Linked DNA regions of Homo sapiens: region 1 is linked to region 2. Evidence: chromatin loops called from intact Hi-C (ENCODE). Cell type or tissue: PC-3. All regions are shown on one strand.

Region 1 (2,500 bases), 130 kb before region 2:
TTCTCTGGAGATGCTCTACCAGAGGTCATCTGTTACCTCTTACTTGTCAAAGCCAAAGGCCTTTGCACACTGCTGAAATCCTTGAAAGAACTGTCCTTGAAACTCTCCGACGCTTCATTTCCATGTCCTTACTGGTTTGCTGCTCCTGCAAATTCTCACCACTCTTCCCGTGGCCTCCTTTCTTTGGAGGATGCCCAGGGGGTGTCCTTAGCACTGCTTCATGTCCTCTTCTTCCTCCTTCCGGGGGAAAGTACAGGTTCCCCTCAATAGCCTCATCTCTGTGGAAAGCTCCATTTCATCCCTTGCCTCAAGCTCTCTCTGGATTTCTTGCTAGCCCTTTTGAAAACATTTTTTTTTATTGTGGTAAAATATCCATAACATAAAATATACCAGCTCAACCATTTAAAGTATACAGTTTAGTGGCATGAAGTTCATTTGCACTGTGGTGCAATGATCACTGCCATCCATCTCTAGAACATTTCTCGTTTTGCAAAATTGAAACTTCGTACCAGTTAAGCAGTCACTCCCCATTCCCTCCTACTCCCAGCCCTGGGTAGCTACCATTCTACTTTCTGTCCATATGGTGCCTCACATGAGTGGAATTGTATAGTATTTGTCTTTATGTGTCTGGTTAGCATAATGTCTTCAAGGTTCACACACATTGTAGCAGGTGTCAGAATTTCCTTCCTTTCCAAGGTTGAATAATATTCCATTGTACCACATTTTGTTTATCCATTTATCTCTTGATGGACACTTACCATTTAACAAATTTTTAATGAGCTCCTCTTTGCCAGGTCCTGTAATAGGCACAGGTACACGCTGGAGAATAAAACAGGCATCATCCCTGCTCTTGCGAAGCATATAGTCCATGCAGCACCCTTAGTAACGAATTTGAGTCACAACTTCTCTAATGCGAGTCCCTTGAGGGTACAGACCATTGCTGGCTTCTTTGGTGGTCCCCAAACCCCTAACAGAGCTTTGTACAGAGTTAATGCATAGTTAAGATTTGCTGAATGAATGGATGAATGAATGAACCCAATAAGCACTTGTAAAAGATCAGTTTTGTAAATGCATAACTTCTCTTGAAATCCTTCTCTTGAAGTTTCATCCCCAGAGAGTGTTTGCAGTAGAAGTGACTTCCAAACAGAGCATGGATCACTCAACGTTTTATTACTCAGAGGTTCTTGTTACTTCATAAATCTTGAGCTCCCCCAATGTAAATTGCCATCAAACAAGCAGAACAATGACTCAGGCATTCTTTTTATCAAGGGCTTGGTATTAAGACAGATTAACTTGGAGGAACAGCACCGGCCTGGGTATCTGCCCCATCCCTCATTCTTATTGTGATTAATGAGATGGGGCACATATTTTTTTTTTACTCCGCCTGAAAGCATATTGAGTTTATGCCTCATCCTACAATGTTAAATATTGGCTTAGAATTACATTATCTCTTTACACAGATGGATGGGCTGGGTGCTGTGTGTACTGCTGACAGTTTTCTTGAAGTGGAACCAGGATTGGTGAGGGAATCATTCAGCCGTGATTACAGCTGGAATGCATGCAGAGACCTCCAGTAAAACTAGAGTAAACAGGTATGCAGTGAATCCAAAAGCAAAAGATTAATGCAAAGATGCTGCAGACCAAGAACTAAGACAGTTCAGGGTAGATTGTCTTTATGCAGGGTGGGCAACTAACTAGTAATCATATGCCAGTATGAAGACGTGGAACTCTTCAAGGGATGATGTCTTCGCAGTTGTAACTCAAGTGCCTCAGCACTGAGTAAGGACTTAATAGATATTGTTTAAATGAATGAATTTATAGTTTTCAAACTATTTTGGTATTTACTATTTTATTTTCATCTTAAACTGACTTATGAGATAGATAGGTAACAAATTATGATTCCCATTTTACAGTTGAAGAAACTGAGACACAAGTGGTATTACGGGTCACTCAGGTTACCAGGGAGCTGGGATTAGGGATCTGGTCTATTGGATTTATATCCAGGGACTGCTCTTCCACTTAATTCATTCATCATTTCAACAAATGTTTGTTGAACAACTAATATGCTCCAGGTTCTGTATTTGATTATGAGTGAAGGTTGGTGGAGATGGAAAAGCCGTGATATCTTTCATCAGGGAAATTAGATCTCACAGAGGATACAGATATGAAAAAGCATCATTACAACCAAGTTTCCAAGAGAAAGAACAATGCATGGGCACCGTACCATGGCACATAGAGATCTGGGCAAATGACTTTGCTTGGGGAACCTGGAAATGCTTTAGAGAGGAGGTAACATTTCCATCAGTGGAGTTTTCTGGCTTAAGAATCCCAGCCCAGGGGCATGAGTGAAGGCAGAGACCTAAAACAGCTGCATCTTCAGGAATCCCAGGCAACATGGCTGGGATGTGGGCATGGGGTGAGGCGTGGCAGAAGGAACACTGGAGAAGCAGCAGGGGCTGGATTTATTTGGCATTAAATTAACAAAATTTATCGAGCTTCT
Region 2 (2,500 bases):
ATCAGAACTGGCACTCTCCCCTCCCCATGTGAGGACACAGTGACAAGGTGGCCATATGCAAGCCAGGAAGAGAGCCCTCACCAGGAACCAAATCTGCCAGCACCTTGATCTTGGAGTTCCCAGCTTCTAGAACTGTGAGAAATAAATGTCTGTTGTTAGGCTACCAACCTATGGTATTTTGTCATAGCAGCCTGAGCAGACTGAGACAGTATGCTTTCTCCACTCTAGCTAGATGCAGGCCTCTACCTCTGCAGAGATAGTGCCTGGGGCTCCAGAGGCCTGCAGTGAAAAGAGAGCCCCTCTTGTTCCTTCCCCAGCTGCCAAACATCCCTAAAGCCGGGGCTCCTCCAAACCACCTGAAATCTGCCCACTAGTTATTAGACTTGCTTCTAGGAGCCTGGTTGCAGTTTCCAAAAGAGAAAGATGCCAGTGTTAGGTAATCATGCCCATCATCCCCTAATGCCAGGCACTGCCCTGGCTCTGAAGCCAGGGCTGACGGATGCAAAGAGGCTCTGCTGGGCAAGACACTCTCCGGAAGGCAGACAGCCGCATTTTCTAGACCACCACGGTTCTGTTTTGTAAAAGATTTCTCTCTTGTCCAATTAAAACAGAAAATTCTCTTCTGTTCTCCAGCCCCAGCTGCCCTCTACACAGTACCCAGAGAGGACAACACAATCATTCCATGCATTCAAAAAGCAGGGCTTTTTGCAAGGAAGAGTATTTGCCTGCTCACCACTCCCTCTCCCCAACATAAGGCTCACTGTTGATGCCGCAAATTTCTGCATTAGATGGCTGGTAGCCCATTTCCACTCCCTAATTTCGCATATGAAGATGATTACTGTGTTTATGTTGTGTGAACAGCAGTGGGCCAGGGAATTGAGAAGCATTTGATCCATCCAACTTAAGTCTTATTTCTCACACACGTGTCTCTGGCTGCCTGGCTGCCTAACTGCTGAGACCCCGGCAGGAGACAGGAATGAGGAGGCGTGAGTCATGTCTTGTTTGTTACAACAGGAAGATGTCCCAGGACCTTCTTGAAGGGGAGATGGGGGTGGGAGGATGAATACTTCAAGTTCTATGAATCAAATATGAATTGAACTGTAATCTGGGCTTTAAGTAGATGCCTGCATAATAAGTGTTAAACAATTCATCTTTCTGTCAGGCTGCAGAAAGTAATTTATTCATTACCATTTAAGCAAGAAGAGATCTTGTGTGTTTAAAGAGAGAAAAGTTTAGCGTGCTCCATTCTCAATGGCACTGCAAAGGGCCCAAACTGAAAGAAAATGCTGAAAGGGGAAAGGAATGAAGGAAGCTTCGGAGCATCAAACCTTGATTTGGCTTGGGAAATAACATTAATTCTCTTTCAGCATCCAGTTGAGAAATCAAACAGGCTTAATTTAAGGAGTCTTCAGATGAAGAATTGGTAAATTCAGTAAAGACTGATCTTACTTTATGCATCACAAGCCATCCCCAGCTATGTGTAAAGTTAAAAAGTATGCATTAAGCTATAATCTTTTCCCTTTGACTTTCATTATGATTTCAGATATGTTTGCTTAAAACCCTGAAATACAATAAAAGCACCATTTAGGCCTTTTATGATTCACTGCAAGCATTTTACATTTGTCAACATGCAATCTATGAGCCTTACATCCTCCCACAAAACCACAAGTAAAATTTACAAATTTTCTATATAATCTTAACACATTCAGGATGAATCACATGTGCTCTCTATTAAAACACGCTATATAGCTAATTTTCACTCTACTGCATTTTTTTCTTAACTCCATGGGACTTAAGTGTATAAGCAGCCATAGTAACCAGGAGAATGCTTCAGGGTTGCAGCCAAACTTACGAGCTGGAGGGACCATATGGAGGAGTTTTCTTGGACAGAATTCAGTTGTACCACTTCACAAGTATTATACTCTACTCATTTGTTATTGCATAGCAAACACTCTGTTGTGTTATAAAGAGATGGTGTACAGTTCTATTTTAAAACTTAGCAGAATTCTCTTTAAAATGCTTGAGTCAGAAAATATGTCTGGCTACCTTAACAATTAAAACCAAATCTCTGGCAGAGATGAGATTGCAAAAACTGTTTGCTAAACTAGTTCATGTGTGATCTCAAGCAATTCAATGCAAATGACTTTTAAACTAAGCAGTAAATGAGAAACTATTCAAAGATAGACAACTCTGTAAGAAAAAAAGGAGAGAGCATAATAAAACATTCACATACAGATTTAGCATGTTCAAGACTCAGTGCTCTCGCCACAGAAAATGGAGCACACTCAAAACTGAGAATGACCCCATATATAGGAGCCAGTCATTCTTTCTAAAGTAGAGAAGATGCAGGGAACCAAATTAAAAATGAAACCTAAGACTGCCATGGGAGTGTTGGCAGGCAAAGCTATCTGCTTTCTATGATAAGTTGCAAGTGCTTATTTGAAGAGGAAACATGGCGCTCTGCCTAGTTCTGCATACACAAAGGCAATGGGGTCATATC

The links. Hi-C counts contacts between places; a loop is a spot of excess contacts. Peaks named below come from ENCODE experiments on the same cell type or tissue, not always from the same donor. Only the 100,000 strongest peaks of a DNase experiment are listed, where the experiment ranks them.
Region 1: a loop joins it to region 2, with 4 times the contacts of the local background. A loop is called at or near these places in 1 of 110 quality-filtered maps.

What each region holds. Positions count from the first base shown.
Region 1 is chr2:29,501,322-29,503,821 of GRCh38, forward strand. All of the region lies in intron 4 of ALK (ALK receptor tyrosine kinase), which reads right to left. Among named protein-coding and RNA genes, the nearest start is that of CLIP4, 390 kb to the left of the region's middle. In PC-3, no CTCF peak of the experiment used is centred here; a DNase peak (open chromatin) is centred at 1,250; H3K27ac peaks cover 938 bases.
Region 2 is chr2:29,626,628-29,629,127 of GRCh38, forward strand. All of the region lies in intron 3 of ALK (ALK receptor tyrosine kinase), which reads right to left. Among named protein-coding and RNA genes, the nearest start is that of ALK, 290 kb to the right of the region's middle. In PC-3, no CTCF peak of the experiment used is centred here; DNase peaks (open chromatin) are centred at 984 and 1,604; H3K4me3 peaks cover 931 bases; H3K27ac peaks cover 2,500 bases.